4 separate regions of the Homo sapiens genome follow, and all the other regions are linked to region 1. A link is a contact called in ENCODE Hi-C or POLR2A ChIA-PET data. All regions are on one chromosome and are shown on one strand. The core of a region is the stretch at or near the end of the contact, and the rest is flanking DNA. Distances in the headings are between cores, read along the strand shown. Region 1 holds the start of MAPK12 (mitogen-activated protein kinase 12). Region 2 holds the start of KLHDC7B (kelch domain containing 7B). Region 3 holds the start of SYCE3 (synaptonemal complex central element protein 3). Region 4 holds the start of CHKB (choline kinase beta).

Region 1 (3,965 bases), core at 980-3,479:
CGTGGCCTCACAGAGCTTCAGTCTCCCAGGAAGATGGGGTTCCAGGGAAAGAGCCTCAGCTGCAGGCCAGGAGCCCAGGGGGTGGGCCCACAGGCACAGCGGAGATCCCAGCACAGCGGGGCGGTGGCTAAAGAAAAGCCCCGGTGGAGCCCGGCGCGGTGGCTCACGCCTGTAACCCCAGCACTTTGGGAAGCCGAGGCGAGCAGATCACTTGAGGTCAGGGGTTCGAGACCAGTCTGCCCAACATAGTGAAACCTCATCTCAACTAAAAATACAAAAAATTAGCCAGGCGTGGTGGCGCGCGCCTGTAATCCCAGCTACTGAGGAGGCTGAAGCAGGAGAATCGCCTGAACCCAGGACGCGAAGGTTGCAGTGAGCTGAGATCGTGCCATTGCACTCCAGCCTGGGCAACAAGAGCGAAACTCGGTCTCAAAAGAAAAAAAAAGAAAAAAAGCCCCAGAGCGCTTGGCTGGATGGGGCAAGGCACGGGTGGGTGAGTGGGTGGGTGGGAGCAGGGGGCCGTGGGGAAGGCTGCAGTCCTGGGGCAAGGCCTTGGTGTGATGGGCGGGTGGTGGGGGGGTGCGGTGCCGGCGAAGTGGGGGCAGGGCTGGGTGTGACGGGGTGTCGAGGTGCGGGCAGGGCTGGTGTCCACTGCAAATGGATTTCACAGGGCCCAGGGTAGTGAGCTGGGGGTCAGGGTGGGCATGGGAAGCCTCAGAGAAAAAGACCCATCCAAGGGGCTGAGGGAGTAGCGGTGGCCAGGAACCGGGGGACGGGGCACTTTGCTGGTGGACGGGGCACTTTGCTGGTGGACGCAGGGACTCGTTCTCCCAAGGCACCGGTGGCTCAGATGACCCAGGAGGGTCCAGAGCATCTCACCCTGTAGGTAGGGTCCGGGTGCCCAGACCACCAGCCCTCAGGCTGGGCCCAGACCAGGGGGAGGGCAGGAGTGACGTGGGGGGCAGTGGACAAGTGGGACTGTATCCAGAAACCAGAGCACCCCTGGCAGAGAGATCGGGTTCTTAGCAGCCAGCCACCGCCATGGGAGAGGCCCAGGGCAGCTGTACGTGGCATCTCACTGGAAGGACTGGAAAGGATGGGCCCCCACAACGCACAGGAGGGTGTCTGTGAGGCGGCCACCACGCCCAGTGCTCCTCAAACAGCAGCTCCCTAAACCCTTCACCCCCAGGGGCTCCTGAGGGTTCAACACACTCCCTGCGTTCTGGCGCCCCCCTCCTCCCCCTCCACCACCGGGTCGGAAGACTCGGGAGATGGACAGCAGCAGAGTGGGCTCCACAGAGGGGCTGGAAAGGGGATGGGGAAGAGGGAAGGTGCCCCTTCCAGGAAAATCCTCCCGCCGGGAGCATGCTCTCACCGCGGGCTTCCTGGCTGGGGGCAAGGCTTGGCGTGAGACCTGGAGGATCCCCTGGGCCTGGCCAAGTCGTGTTCCCTGACCAGGGCCTGGCTGAGGCGCCGAGTCAAGGGGCTGAGTCCTTCCCGGGGCTGGCGGAGGATGGGGAACGGCCCTTGGGGGAGTCGTCTCCCAAGGAGAGACAGGCCTTGCTCTCCTTCTCCCCTGGGGACCCACGGCCCGACCCCCGCCCGGCCCCACAGCAGGCTGCCTGGAGGAGGGGTTGCCGGGTGGGGGAACCCAGCCCAGCTGAACCAAGCCGAGGCCGCGGCGCCTTCCCGGAGCGGGGCCGCGCGACTCACGTTCTCGTGGCGCATGTGCTTGAGCAGGCGCAGCTCGCGGTAGGCGCGCTTGGCGAACAGCTCGGACTGGAAAGGCCGATACAGCTTCTTGATGGCCACCTTAGCGCCGGTGCGGCCGTCCACGGCCGAGCTGCGGGGCGGACCGCTTAGCGGGAAGGCCGGGCACCCCGCGCAGGCCCCGCCCGCCCCGCCGGCCGCCCCGCCCGGCCCGCGCTCACCACACCGCGCCGTAGGCGCCCGAGCCCACGGGCTGCAGGTCCCGGTACACGGCGCGCACCTCCCAGGCCGTCTTGGTCACCTCCTGGCGGTAAAAGCCACTGCGGGCGGGCGGCGGAGAGCTCATGGCAGGCCCGGGAGCTGCCCACCCCGCAGAGCCTGCGGGCGGTGCCCCCACGACCGGGGACGGGGCTCCCTCGGCGCGCGCCTCGGGCCGGCTCCGCGCCGCTCGTCCGCTCGCCCGCCCGCCCGCCGGCCGCTGGGGCGCTCCCGCTCCCGGCCCTTCCCTCAGGGATGTCCCAGGTGCCGACCCCGGCCCGACCCCGACCCAGGCTGCGCACGGCCCCTCCCCCGCCCGGGGACCAACCGGCCCGCGGGCGGCGCGCACGTGACGCCCTCGCCCGCCCTCCGGCCCCTCCGGAAACCCGAGGCGGCCGCCGCCGGGGGAGGGCCGGAGCCTGGGGAGGGCCGGAGCCTGGGGGGAAGCGCAGGGGGAGGGGAGCGCCGCCCCGCAGCTTCGTCCCCATAAAGGGCCGGACGCGGCGCGGAGATACCTCTGCCAGCCTCTCCCCTTTGGCTGAACTTCCCCGCCCTGGGGGGGTCTCAGCAGGAGCCCCCCCCCCCCCCCCCCGCCCGCTCCAGTCCTAACTCCCCACGGCTCCAGGGCGCAGGGCCCATCCTTGACAGCCTGAGCGCTGACTTCTATGGCAGCCGCAAGTCGGGCTGAGCCCTGTGTTCCCGGGGTCAACTTCGCAGGCCACCCCCAAGGATGCCCTACCACTGAGCCTGATCCATCCGTCCCCCAACAAGGGGTCCATCTGCACCTGTCCTGCCTGTATCCCTCTTTCTACACGGAGGGGTCTGTCCCCCAAACTCCTCAGGCTGCATCCCCAACCCCACTCCTGTGGCCACTGACCCCGGGCCTCTCAGTCCCATAGGTCCCCGTGGGCCCTTTTGGACCCCCAGCTCCTCCCCCTGCTCCCCCCATCTGTGGGGTGCCTGCTCCAAGCATTGCAAGTACTGGTGTCTCTGCCCATCCCACCCCTGCCTGTCCTGTCCTGCAAAACCCAGGCTGAGAGTGGCTGCACTCTCTCCAGCAGGGATGGGGACCTGCTGGGGCCCTCCGCCTGACCCCTCTGTGTGGGCATTGTCCTCCCATAGGTCTGGCCCCATCCTGGACCAGATGCTCCTGAGGGCAAAGCCCCACCCTGACACCCCTTCACCAGCCCAGGAACCTGGATCTCAGAAGGGATGTTGGGGCACCCCAGGAGCCCACTGGGCTGGTGGGTAACAGGATCCCTAGGGCCTTCTGCCCCGCCCTCCTGCCATGAATCAGCAGCTCAGCCGCTCAAGGGTGGTAGTAGCTTTACACCTGGGCTTGGGCCGTGCTCCACGGCATTCACCAGCTCGTGACCAGTGAGCGGGGCAGCCCAGGGCCACCCAAACCACAGCTGCCTGTGGCCCATACCCTTTGTGCCCTGGGCTGCCTGTGGCACTCCATCCACCTCTTCCAGGAAGCCCAGCTTCCACGCTGTCCCCCTTACTCCCCGTGGTGGGGCTCAGGGGTCCAGCAGGCCCTGCACGGACCAGGCTTCTGAGGTGGGGCTGTGTCACCATTCTCCTCCCACCCCCAACCGCCAACACTGGACTTCCCCCGGGATTGACCACTACACTGACCAGGCCCCAGGAGGCCCCCAACTCCCAGACGGTTTCCACCCCTACCCAAGACCCAAGCAAGGGCACAGACTGTCCCTGGTCCTTAGAGACACTGCCTGACCCCAAATGGCCTGGACCCTCCCCCACACATAAGCTGCAGCGCGTAGTGGGAACGGGACCAGCGTGCACATTCCCTGGGTTAAAGTGGCCTCTTTTTCCTTCACCAGGAGGGAAAGGAAAGCTATTTTCCCTACCCTGCCCAGCCCCCACCCAGGGATGGGCAGACCCTTGCTCCTTGAGACACCCAACTTCTCCCCAGCCAGCTTCCCTGAACACTGAGGGGTAGGCGGGGGTGGTGTCTGGATCTTGGCCCAAAGCCA
Region 2 (4,168 bases), core at 604-3,103, 280 kb after region 1:
TTTTTCTATTTTCGGTAAAGACAGGGTTTCTCCCTGTCGGCCAGGCTGGTCTCGAACTGCTGACCTCAGGCGATCCAACACCTCGGCCTCCCACCTCGAGGCGATCCGACACCTCGGCCCAGGTCGCACTTTTTTGCCCGTTTTGATCCCATCCTCCAACTGCGGCCACAGCCGGAAATGTAGAGAAATTCGCGCTCCTGGGGCCGGCGGGGCTGGCGCTGGCTCACCCGCTCCCCGGGCCCTCCCAGTCGCCAGGTTTGCGCTCGGAGCCCAGGGGCTGCGGGTTCACAGTTCGCCCGCGAGTCGCTGTCAACCCTCCAGGCGCGGCCCGGGGGCGCTCGCGCGCGCTGCCAACGGAGCCATCCCTGACGCGTTCTCAGTCTACGGCAGAAAACGCCAGTCGGCGCCGGACCGTGACTCCAGGGTTTCGCGGAAATAAATTTTAATCCAGTTTTGAAGCCACCACTTGGAGTTCCAGGGCAGTTGCACCCCGGGGGTGCGCTGCCGCCACCGCTTCCCGCCCCCTACTCAGTCTCTAATATTTATGGGTGTCATCTCCATCCTCTGAAGGTTTCTGGACCCCAAACTTAACCAAGAGGCAGAGCCTGAGACTGGGACAGAGAATAAGGGCACGGTCTAGAAAGCCTTCCCTCAACTTGAGGTCCACCTTAAGGCATGGGGCCCACCCTCACCCTCTCCCTGTCATCTAATAGTCCCAGGGGGAGCTGGGAGGTGAGTTACCTGAGGCTCAGTAGGGTTCAGGCTGGGTGCCAGGGACACTCCTAGGCCATCTCCTTGCTGCTTGAGTAAGGGAGAAATCCCCAGGCCTGCTGTGTCCCAGAGGAAGGAAAAATACACACGGTACTTTCCAGGGAGCCCTGCCTTTGTCCCAGGGACTCCAGGCTCTTTTTCTTGTCTGAGCCTCACCTGGCACCTGGCCCGAGACACTCCTGAGATGGGATTAAGCAAGGAGCAGGTGGAGGAGCCCAGGCTTCTCCCTCAGGAAGCAAGTGCTCACATCCAACAGAAGTACCTACATGCCGGCCTGAGCCAGGGCTAGGAGGTACCAGCCAGGATGTGGTCTCGAGGGCGAGTCCTCAGCTCAGATAAGGGAAGGCTGAGGACTGAGATGAAGACACCCAGAGTCTGGCTATTAGAGCACCTGGGGCCAGAGGGGGGTGGTTTCTAAGGGATCCAGGTGCTGGCTGATGCGGTAACTGGAGTAGGGGGCAGGCTGGGCTCAGGGTTCTCCAGGGGCACAGTGAGAGTCTCATCTGGGCAGTCAAGACACTCTCGATGGGCGCAGGGGGTCCAGGAGATCCTAGAAGGTCTAGGTGGGCTGAAATAAGCCTGGCCATAAAGAGAGAAATATGTTTGGATTTTATTTATCCCATTAATTTTTTTTTTCTCTTGACTTGATAACCCTATCCCATGTCTGGTAAACCCAGAGTAAGGAGTCCAAAAGCTGCTGGAGGAGGAGCTATGGGAGCCTCAGTCTCCTCTCTATGCCCCCTCCCTGTGCCCCAGTACAAACCTCCACAGCACCCCTGCAATGATAATGCTCACTGCCAGGACCCGTGTCCAGGGTCTCCCTCTTCAGCCTGAGAGACCACCGTCAGGCACAGCCTGCACCCTCCCGTGCACGGCCCCCACCCCTCCCCTGCTGGCCCACAGTGGAATCAGCCTCTCCGGTTTCTGGTGATTTCATCAGGGCCACATCACATTGCTAGAGCTAGAGATAACATCTCCCTGTGGGTAACCCTTCCCTGCCAAGCCCCCTGAAGCTGGGCCCAGGCTGAGAGGAGGGACTGTGGGGTGTGGAATAAATTTAGGGGTGTGAGGGTCTACCAGGCAGAAGCAGGTTGGCTGTGATGACAGCACAGAGCTCAGGAACGCTGCCTGAGGACCCTGGGGCCTACGAGGAGGAGAAGAGGGCAGGAGCTGGTGGGGTGCTTGCAGAGACCCTGGGCTCCTATCCTGCCATAAGCCTCGCTGTCTCCTGATATCTGCAGCCAGGCCCTACTGACACCCCCAGGCCTGAGTGCAAGCAGAGACCCCACCATTCCCAGGCCCTGGAGGACTGGTCCACCTTAACTGGGCAGCCCTTGGGGCAGGCGCTGGCCGGTGCCTCAGCCCAGGCCTCTGTGCTCTGCATGCACTGCCAGCCTGCCATCAGGCCTCTATTGCAGCCCTGAACCATGATCCAGGGCACCTTGGAGCCAGATGGTCCCCTCTGGGGCTGGGACTGGGACAGTGACAATGACTGGGATAGTGCTGTGCTGGCCCTCCTGGCGCTGGCTGTGGTGGCTGCCACAGCGCTGGCCTTACACTGGTTTGGCTCCGGGCACGATCAAGAGGCGGCAGAACCGGTGTCCACAGCCCTCGGGGCTCAACCTCATCAGGCAGGAGGAGCTGAGCTGGCCCTGCAACCGAAGTCTAAGGTCAGTGATGGCAGCGAGGGGCAGAGCCCAGGGCAGGGGAAACCAGAGCCCCCAGGACGCGGCCAGCAGAGCCCTGTCCCTGCTGCAGCGCCGGGCGGGGGCCTGGCCGCCATGGCCCGGCTTCCACTCAAGACGGCTGTCGAGGAGGCCCGCAGAGAGGCATTAGGACAGCAACGGGGCAGTGCCACCCCCGCGGCCCCCCGAGCGGAAGGAAAGGAGCCTCCCAGGCCAGGCACTGCCCTCCTGGGCAGGAGCGAAGCAGGGGGGATGTCCGCCCCCCTCCTGATCCACTTCACTCCTCGGAGCCCTGGCAGCGAAGCGGAGGCGGAGACAGGTGGTGTCAGGGCGTCCTCTCGCCAGGCCGCAGGCCCCGCGGGGCAACAGGACACTGGCCCCTGGCAGGCGGGCGCGGGGCCCTCGGGCTCGATGGGGAGAGGCCGGGGCCGGCGGCGGCGGATGGACGCTGGCTCGGGAGACAGAGCCCGCCGCCCCCGGAAACTGGACCCGCTCCGCCTGGGCGCCGCGGGGAGCGTGTGGGACGCGGTGGACGGGGCCGCCGCCCTGGACGCCCACGCGCGCGGCCTCCCCACAGGACCCCCACTCGCCCAGGAGCCCGCACTCCCGGCGCTGCCCGCTCCCCGCGCCCTGCAGCCTGGGTCTCAGACGGAAGGCTCTGGGGCCAAGGGTGGCTGGAGCAGGGAGGCCTCGGGGGTCCCTGCCCCCGGAGGAGGCTGGCCCTGGGTCAGCAGGGAGGTCCCGGGCACCCGGAGCTTTGGCCCAGCCCCAGACTCCACGCGCCCCTGGCTAGAGAGTCCGCCTCAAGGTCGCCCACTCTCGTCCCAAGGGCCGGGTGCCACAGGGGCCTACGATGCCGGCGAGGCCGGGGCTGACAGCTCCCGAGATAACAGTCCTGCCGCTGACCTGGGGCCCACCCGGCCCCCGGAGCAAGCAAAGCCGGCTGCAGCCGGCCACAGCCGCGCGCCCTCCCGGAGCCGTGAGCCTCGCCCGCGCTCCGCCTCCCCGCCCGCAGCTCCCGGCCCGGGGTTCCCACCTGAAGCCCTGACTCTCCCCTCTCCTTCAGACTTTTTGCCCCTGGAGGTTACCCAGGATCCTTCCGTGGGCGAAAATCTCAGAGCGGCGCCAGCCCCAAGTTCAGCCTCAGCCCAAGTCTTAACTTCAGCTCCAGCCTCAGTCCTAGCCCCAGCCCTGGCTTCATCCCCCAGCTCAGCACCAACCTCAGCCACCACCTCAACCTCATCCCCCACCTCAGCCCCAGCCCCAGCTCCAACCTCAGCTCCAACTTCAACCCCAGCCCCAGCCCCAAGTCCAGCTGCAGCCGCAACTCCAGCCCCAGCCCCAGTCCCAGTCCCAACCCTCACACCCCCATCCCCAGCCCTAACCCCAGTCCCAACCCCAGCCCTAAGCCCAGCTCCAACTCCAGCCCTAACCCCAGCCGCATCCCCAGCCCTAACCCCAGTCCCAACCCCAGCCCTAAGCCCAGCTCCAACTCCAGCCCCAACCCCAGCCGCATCCCCTGCCCCAGCCCCCACCTCAGCCCCAACCCCAACCCCAGCCGCATCCCCTGCCCCAGCTGACGGGTCAAAGCCTCAGGAGAGTGTGGCTCTCCCCAGGCGCTACCAGGAGGGGCAGGTCTCAGCCAGCTGGGGAAACCTTATTGCCATGGTTCTTAGAAGCCACCCCTTCCCCAGGCAAGACAGGCCCCAAGG
Region 3 (3,810 bases), core at 1,052-3,551, 300 kb after region 1:
GGAAGGGGAGAAAAAAACAGGAGGTAACTAGAAGGTGATACAGAGTCAAGGTTTTTTGTTTTTTGAATTCTTCGTTTCTAGGCTGTGTGGAAAGAGCTACCTGGACAGAAAAGCCTGAAGAATCAGAAGAAAGGGCAACTGATGGTGCAGGGACTGGTCTCAGACAAGTAAGGGGTCATTTCACCCTATGAAGGTAAGGGAAGGTAAGGAGGTAGAGATAGAATAAGGTAGGTAGAGGTCAAGGTAGGATGGCAAGGGGGGGATTTCAGGCCCGATGGTCTCTAACTCCCTAATAAATGGCAATGAAAAGTTTCTTCTTGTAACAACAGACATTCTTGGTTTGAGGAGAACGATAAAGCTTTATCAAAGCTGCATGCCTCCCTAGGGGCACCTAGGCATGTGACTGAGGCCACATGGCCACAGTGTCCTCAGGACCCTAAGACGGCACAGAGACAGTGGATGGAGTGTAGAAGGCCTGGGAACGTAAACATACATGCAGTGGATGGACAAGGTAAGGACACTGAGAGCACAAGTATGAGAGTGGCTTAAGGGGTGGTTGATGGTTGGGGTGAAGCAGAGGCATAGAAAAGACATGTAGTTTCTATAAGTGGGGCGTTGGGGTGGCCACAGGTAGATTTGGGGATAGAGCATGAGACTGCTAGAAGGATGGAGGCTGGGCCGGAGTGGCACTGGATCTCAGAAGAGGGATGGATCTGAAAAGGAGATCCAGGGAGAGGGTGTGAGAGCTGATGTGGAGGAAGCAGCCACAGGATTAGAATTCACGGCATTTCTTGCCTAATGAGGTTGCCTGGGATGACTGGGAACGGGTGGAGAAAGAGGCCTGAGCCCGCACCAAAGCACAATGGAACGGAGCTTAGGATGGGTGGCGGAAGTGTGGGGCGGGAGGAGCGTGGGGCGGGAGGAGTGTGGGGCGGGAGCGTGGGGCGGGAGTGTAGGGTCTGGCTTGGGTATCACTTTAGGTGTGAAGGACGGGGGTTGAGCGAGTCAGAGCCTAGAGTCTGGTTTGTGGTCTGAGTGTCTTGCCTGGTACGAAGAGTTTCTAACAGAGTCTGGGATCCCTCTGAGAACAAGGAATGTGAGGGGATAAGAGGGATGCTTGGTGCAGAGATGTGCTCTTTTGTACGGGATGAGAGCAGCACAGGAAGGGAATGCACCTGTGATGTGGGAGAGAAGTCTTGGAGTTGGGCTATGAAGAGTCTGGGCGGGTCCTGAAGTGCAGGTGGAGGAAGCCAGAGGTGCGTGTGGGAACTTGGGGTGTGAGGTGGTGTGTGGACTCCGGGGTCCCAGGTGTGGCAGGTGTGAGGGTAAGAGGGGCAGGCTGCACGGAATGAGAAGCCCAGGGTGTGCAGACTTCAGGATCAGGAGTGTATGGTGTGAGGACATGGAGATTAGGTTAAGGGGGTGAAGGACTGAGGTGAGGGATGTAAGGTGGGGAGAGTGGGGTATGGAGTGTGCAGTGAGGGGAGCGGGGGAGGGGTGAGGCGGGGTGAGGCGGGGTGAGGAGGGGTGAGGGGTGAGGCGGGGTGAGGGGTGAGGCGGGGTGAGGGGTGAGGCTGGGTGAGGAGGCGGGTGAACGGTGACGTGAGCGATGAGGGGTGAGGGGCGAGGCGGGTGAGGCGGGGTAAGGAGGGGTGAGGCGGGGTGAGGGGTGAAGGGTGAGGCGGGGTGAGGGGTGAAGGGTGAGGCGGGGTGAGGGGTGAGGGGTGAGGCGGGGTGAGGGGTGAAGGGTGAGGCGGGGTGAGGGGTGAAGGGTGAGGCGGGGTGAGGGGTGAGGCGGGGTGAGGGGTGAGGCGGGGTGAGGGGTGAGGGGTGAGGCGGGGTGAGGAGGGGTGAGGGGTGAGGGGCGAGGCGGGTGAGGCGGGGTGAGGAGGGGTGAGGGGTGAGGCGGGATGAGGGGTGAGGGGTGAGGCGGGATGAGGGGTGAGGGGTGAGGCGGGGTGAGGGGTGAGGCGGGGTGAGGGGTGAGGGGCGAGGCTGGGTGAGGAGGCGGGTGAGCGGTGACGTGAGCGATGAGGGGTGAAGGGTGAGGCGGGGTGAGGGGCGTCGGGGGAGGGGCATGGGGTGTGGAGTGAGTGGAGTCGGGTGAGTGGAGTTGGGTCGAAGTCAAGGGTCTGGCTTGAGGTTGGTGCCACCGCGAACGCTAGGACAGGGTCAGGCGGAGCCCAGCCGTCAGGGCGCGTTGGGAGGGCCGGGGCCCAGGGGGGCGCGGCCTCGCTCACCTCCAGCTTGGCCCGCGCTCCGGTCCTGCTCTGGCGCCCCCAGCGGCCGCTTGAGGAACAAGGCCGCTCCTCGAGAGGGATGCCCCGCCCTTTCCGTTAGCGAACCCTCCCCGGAAGTGACCTCTCGCCCTCATTGGGTGTCCTCGGGAAAAGGGGCGGGGCATTCCGCGCTGCTCCCACAGGTCTGCGGCGTCCGAGTCTGGGACTGGCAGGTGCGGTGCTGGGGACGTCCTGAGGTTGAGGGAGAATCCTGCGGAGATGAAGAGCTTCCCGGCCTGACAGTTTTGCCCCCACCTCCTTCTTGAGCTTAAGGATTTATACGCAGGGCCCCGTTTGCCTGCTGTGTCCCCAGTGTCCAGGACAGCGCCCGGTACCAAAGGTGCTGGTAAACATTTGTCGAATGAGTCGCTGAACGCCCAGCTATTTCCACTGTCACAGCGATCATGTGTGGCGGACATTATGTGGCATGTATCTTACAGAGGAGGCAGCCCGGGCTCAGGGAGACGAGGCAGAGGTGCACGCAGGTCTATGTGGGCTGGAAAGTGCTGGGGCCTCCCGGGCGCTCCTGGTCTCCAGGCAAGAACTGGAAGCAGAGCCACTCAACACCTAGAAGGGCAGTGACAGAAAGCTCTGGCTGGGAGGAGGCTGACCAGAGGCCAGTCTGAGCTCAGCCTTTTTTTTCAGAGGGACGTGGGCACCCTAGAAGGGTGGTAAGTAGGCGAGTGGCAGAGTTAAAAGGTCTCTGGCTGCCGAGGCGGGTGGCGACGGGGCCGGCCGTTGCTGTTGTTTGGCTGAGTGGTGGACAGGGTCAAAGCCATTCCAAGGTCGACTTGACAGGGCTTGGTAATGTGGGAGGGAGGGAGAAAGAAGCAAGGGGCTAATGGCCGGGGTGATACCACTGGCAGAGATGTGGAAGAGTGGGAGAAGCTAGCTTGGAAGGTTAACTTTGATTTTGAACACCTTGTGTTTGAGAATCCTGACAAACCTTAGACCCCCTGAATTTTCTCTCAGGGATTCTGATTCTTAGCAGCCTGATTGCAGAGGAGGAAAAATGGCTGGGGTTGAGCCAGACAGTTCTGGGCAAGGAGTGAGCATTCGCTTGTTTATTGAGGAGGCTGCTGCCTGGGCCACACTCCCTCCGCCAGCTGCCAGGTTCCTGCCCCGGTTGAACCCGGTTTTCTGGCCATCCCTTTCCACCTGTGAGCTGCTCTTCATACTTCCATTTGCTTATACAGCCCAGAGCCGATTTCTGTTACAGCAGCCCAGAGAAACATGAATAGGGAATAATTCTTTTTTTTTTTTTTTGAGACGGAGTCTTGCTCTGTTGCCCAGGCTGGAGTGCAGTGGCACGATCTCGGCTCACTGCAACCTCCGCCTCCCAGGTTCAAGTGATTCTCCTGCCTCAGCCTCCCTAGTAGCTGGGATTACAAGCACATGCCACAACGCCCAGCTAGTTTTTGTATTTTTAGTAGAGACCGGGTTTCGCTATGTTGGCCAGGCTGGTCTCGAACTCCTGTCCTCAGGTGATCCACCCGCCTCGGACTCCCAAAGTGCTGGGATTACAGGTGTG
Region 4 (3,899 bases), core at 90-2,589, 320 kb after region 1:
GACAACACTGGCTCTCGAAGCTCTTGAGTTTTCAATGGCCGACTCTGCACCCAGGAAGCTATCAGGGTGGTGATGGGGCTGGGGCAGGAGTGGGAAGGGCTGGGGCAATGAGGGGAAGTCAGGGTTTTGGGGGAAATTCCCTACTTGGGGTGAGGGATGTGGAGGCAGACATTGGGCACTGGGGTAGGGTTAGGGGGTGGAGGTGCCTTGGGGAGGAGAGGGTAGGACTGGGCCCGTACTGGGATGTACTGTTCCAGCCGGCCCTCTGGGAAGACTCCGTACAGCTGGGGCCCCAGCGACCGCTCCGCAAGTATGGCGAACATCACGCTTTCTAGCACCAGGGAGTCCACGCCCTGAAAAAGGATGGACAGCAAAGGGGCCAAGGCAAAGTGGCACAGGGACACACATGAGGGCTCGCCTTCCTCCCACCAGAGCTGCGACTTCTGATCCAATTGCCTGGAGGCTCTGGAGCACAGGCTTTAGCGTTGGTCTATTTTTATTTAGAGATGGGGGTCTCACTATGTTGTCCAGGCTGGTCTCGAACTCCTGTGCTCAAGTGATCCTCTCGCCTCAGCCTCCCAAAGCTCTGGGAATACAGGCCCAGGCTTCGGTGTAATGAGGTGTTACTCAGACCGTGAACCTCGGTGTCCTCAACTGCGCAACGGGAACAATACTACCCGCATCGCGTAAGCGACAGGCCCTAAAGCCACTGGTGCTGCGGCGCTCACACCCCCCTCACCTGCAAGATGGCTCCGTACAGCCGCAGAAGCACCTCCCGGGGCTCCTCGCCAACGCTGGGCAGGTGGTCCGGGAGCGAGCAGCGGAAGAGCAGGTTGCTGAGGCCTCCGCTGCAGACCCACACCAGGCGCGCTCAGCCCGCGGCCGGCCCTACCTGCCGCGGCCCCGGCCCCCTCCCGGCCAGGCCGGCCCCGCCCCGCCCCAGGCGCGGGCGCAAGAGGGGGGCGAAAACATGGAGCATCCTGAGGGCCCCGCGGCTGACCCCTGACCCCGATCCGCGCACCGGAGAGGCTGACCCCTGACCTCCCACCTCACGGGGTAAACCCTCAGCTCCTCGGGCTGCACTCGGCGCCAGGCCCCGCCCAAGTACTCCCGGCACCATTGGTAGGCTCGGCGCTCGGCGTCACGCGACAGCGACGAGGCGCGCCGCCGTTTTGGGGTAGTGTCCGGGCACTTAGACTGCTGCAAGCCGTCTTTGGCCAGGCAGCCGCCAACAGCCCCGCTTCCGGCCACAGCTGTCGCCTCGGCCGCCATGGCGCGGGCTCGACCGGGCCCCAGGCCAGGCTGCGCTCCGCTCCCTTCGGACGGGCTCGGTTCCTTCCGGCCGCGCTCGGCTCCTCTTCCGGCCGGCCTGGGCTTCTCCGGTCATACTCGGGTCTCTCCGGCTCTATTCGGCTCACGGCTGCGGCGCTCGGCTCTCTCCGTGCCCCGGCCCGGGGGCTCTTTCCGAAGGCCGAATTCCGCAGATCTCTGCCGGGCCCCGCCCCTATGGGCAAGGACCAATGGTCTCTCTCTGGGCGGGGCTGCTGTTGGACGGCCTGGGCCAATCCGAGGCGCCGGAGGCCAATCAGTTGGCGGAGCGGCGCGTGCGCGGGCGAGGAACTGCCCGGGCGCGGTAGCGTACGGGAAGACCGGAGAGGAGCTGCGTCTCTGCCCCGTGGGAGCCGGCGGGGCGGCGGGGCGGCGGCTGCAGCTGCAGCTCCGGCGCGAGGGCTCCCTTGCCGGGCCCTCTTCCCCGACCCCTGGGGCGCTCCGACAAGGAAGAGCCGTCCAGCGCGCGTCCGTCCTGAGCGTGGGTGAGGCCTGGAGGAGGCGCGCGCGCTAGGCAGGGCCGCACAGCGCGGGCAGAGTGCGGGATGCGGGCACCCGGTGGGTACGCAGTAAACATTTGCTGAAGGAATGTGACCCTTGGGACAGTTCCGATGACTCCAGTTGCATAAATGCCCAGTCTACACGGGGACTCCCTGGCCGGTAGAGCCGCACCTCTGAATGAGGAGTCTTTTGCTGCCCCGCTTGAGATGCGCGTCTTCATTCATTCCCCTCTCCCCCTATCCTCCTCGTCTCCTCCAGGCCTAGAACCAATTACAGAGTCAAACCCAAGAGCCGAAGAAAGTGAAGACTCGCAGCTTGCCGCAGCCCCCTCCTCGGCCTGCGCACCTCCCATTGAGGGCGTCCTGATTTAAACGCGTGCCTCCTGCATTTCTGCTTCTGCCCCAGGCTAGAGCGGCGACCAGGAACGCTGGACCCACAGAGATCTGTGGCAATGTCTGTCGAACCATGGTGTTCTTTGGGGCATCTGACTAGAGTATTGTTTGATAACCAGAAAGAAATCAAAAATTGGTGATCACAAGGCTAATGTCACTTTTGCTGCAGTGGAAAATCATGATCATTCTGTTTAAATCTGAGTCAGTTTTGAGACCTAGAGCCCATTAATTGACAAGGAGGCTTGGTTCCTCTCAGGAAGGATCTTACAATACCAGCATCTGAGCATATACCAAGAAATATTCCTCCAATCCTTCCCTAAAGGGACCTAGAGCCACTTTAAAAAGTAACTGGTCCGGGCGTGGTGGCTCACGCCTGTACTCCCAGCATTTTGGGAGGCCGAGGCGGGCAGATCACTTGAGGTCAGGAGTTTGAGACCACCCTGGCCAACATAGCGAAACCCCGTCGCTACTAAAAATACAAAAATTAGCCGGGTTTGGTGGCTTGTGCCTGTAATCCCAGCTACACGGGAGGCTGAGGCGTGACAATCCCTTGAACCCAGGCCTTGTTGCCGCGAGCCACTGCACTCCAGCCTGAGCGACAGAGTCAGACTCAGTCTCAAAAAAAAAAAAAAAAAAAAGAAAACTGATTCTGGCTGGGGGCAGTGGGTCACGCTTTTAATCCCTGCACTTTGGGAAGCCGAAGTAGGAGGATCGTTTGAGCCCAGGAGTTTGAGACCAGCCTGGGCAACATAGCAAGAACCTGTCTTTACAAAAATTAAAAGATTAGCTGGGCGTGGTGGCAGGTGCCTGTGGTTCCAGCTACTCTGGATGCTGAGGTGAGAGAATCACTTAAGCCCAGGAGGTCAAGGCTGCAGTGACCTGTGTTCACGCCACTGCACTCCAGCCTGAGCAACACAGCAAGACTGTCTGAACAGCAACAACAAACACACCAAAAAAACTAGTTTACTTCGGAAAAGGGACTGTCTAGGTCTTTGAAGGGCTGATACAGGATCTGAGCTGACACTGTTTCCAGGAGCCCTGAAGCATCATGGCCCTCTCATTAGGGTGCAGGCTTATGGAAATCAGATGATAAGCAGAATTCCCAACCCGAGTCCTGTGGTTACTTCTCTGGTCTCAATGCATACTTGGGATGTTTTTACCTAGCAGAGGGCGGAGCGTATACATTGATCCCAGGCCTTTGGTACCATATGTAAGGAAGCGCAAAGTAGAAACCTTTGAAACTCCTCACCCTACTGAAACCTTTCCAAGATAGTAAGTCAGAAACAATGCTGCATTCCAGGTGTAATTGCAGAGGTATTTCGCCCTCAAAGACTTATAAAGCAGTGGTTACCGTTTCATCCCTTCAATTAACCTGAATGGCTCCTGCTAAATCTTGGTGGATTCAAGTAAATGATGATGCCCTGCACAAACTTAGCCAAGTCGTGTCCCCGATCACACAGCTGTGCTAGGTGTGGTATCTTTACTGGAACCGATAAATGCACCTCTGGCTCTTGATAATGCAATTATTGACTTGGTGAACATTCTTTTCAATTGCCAGTGGTAAAGAGGATTAAAAGCAGTTCACATTTATATGGGAAGGACAGCTCTGTAAATGGTCTTGCTTCTTGCTGTCTGAACTCTCCTGTTCTCTGTCACAATAGTCCTTAGGTAGCTTAT

What was found. A loop is a pair of places that touch in the nucleus more often than their neighbours do. ChIA-PET counts read pairs that join two places held with the same protein, here RNA polymerase II (POLR2A). Pooled maps may share reads with other maps.
Region 2: a pooled map shows a loop between it and region 1 (2.1-fold over the local background). The contact joins the promoter of KLHDC7B here to the promoter of MAPK12 in region 1. A Hi-C loop is called at or near these places in 2 of 37 single-sample maps with no recorded cell type and 5 of 50 pooled maps. POLR2A ChIA-PET finds 5 or more read pairs at or near these places in 3 of 52 experiments (activated B cell, activated naive CD4-positive, alpha-beta T cell and activated naive CD8-positive, alpha-beta T cell).
Region 3: a pooled map shows a loop between it and region 1 (3-fold over the local background). The contact joins the promoter of SYCE3 here to the promoter of MAPK12 in region 1. A Hi-C loop is called at or near these places in 1 of 37 single-sample maps with no recorded cell type and 6 of 50 pooled maps. POLR2A ChIA-PET finds 5 or more read pairs at or near these places in 2 of 52 experiments (Caco-2 and RWPE1).
Region 4: a loop to region 1 is called in a pooled map, with 4 times the contacts of the local background. The contact joins the promoter of CHKB here to the promoter of MAPK12 in region 1. A Hi-C loop is called at or near these places in 3 of 168 maps with a recorded cell type or tissue (B cell, OCI-LY7 and naive thymus-derived CD4-positive, alpha-beta T cell), 4 of 37 single-sample maps with no recorded cell type and 10 of 50 pooled maps. POLR2A ChIA-PET finds 5 or more read pairs at or near these places in 2 of 52 experiments (activated CD4-positive, alpha-beta T cell and activated naive CD4-positive, alpha-beta T cell).

The regions. Positions count from the first base shown.
Region 1 is chr22:50,259,454-50,263,418 of GRCh38, forward strand. It overlaps MAPK12 (mitogen-activated protein kinase 12), which reads right to left and starts at 2,230. Exons shown (of 12, transcript NM_002969.6): 1 at 1,932-2,230; 2 at 1,714-1,843. The coding sequence starts at 2,056. RefSeq lists enhancers at 546-1,046, 2,616-3,347 and silencers at 1,469-1,648, 1,799-2,168, 2,199-2,508, 2,519-2,568.
Region 2 is chr22:50,544,046-50,548,213 of GRCh38, forward strand. KLHDC7B (kelch domain containing 7B) reads left to right here and starts at 1,854. Exons shown (of 1, transcript NM_138433.5): 1 at 1,854-4,168. The coding sequence starts at 2,199. KLHDC7B-DT (KLHDC7B divergent transcript) reads right to left here. Exons shown (of 4, transcript NR_199716.1): 2 at 2,329-2,423; 3 at 742-1,350. RefSeq lists a silencer at 175-469.
Region 3 is chr22:50,560,618-50,564,427 of GRCh38, forward strand. SYCE3 (synaptonemal complex central element protein 3) reads right to left here and starts at 2,302. Exons shown (of 3, transcript NM_001123225.3): 1 at 2,241-2,302. LOC107985568 (a long non-coding RNA gene) reads left to right here and starts at 2,344. Exons shown (of 2, transcript XR_001755606.3): 1 at 2,344-2,950. RefSeq lists silencers at 725-923, 1,994-2,403.
Region 4 is chr22:50,581,510-50,585,408 of GRCh38, forward strand. CHKB (choline kinase beta) reads right to left here and starts at 1,340. Exons shown (of 11, transcript NM_005198.5): 1 at 1,049-1,340; 2 at 740-848; 3 at 240-353; 4 at 1-44. The coding sequence starts at 1,272. It overlaps CHKB-CPT1B (CHKB-CPT1B readthrough (NMD candidate)), which reads right to left and starts at 1,490. Exons shown (of 30, transcript NR_027928.2): 1 at 1,049-1,490; 2 at 740-848; 3 at 240-353; 4 at 1-44. It overlaps CHKB-DT (CHKB divergent transcript), which reads left to right and starts at 1,517. Exons shown (of 4, transcript NR_110536.1): 1 at 1,517-1,814. RefSeq lists silencers at 837-1,036, 1,367-1,456, 1,487-1,886.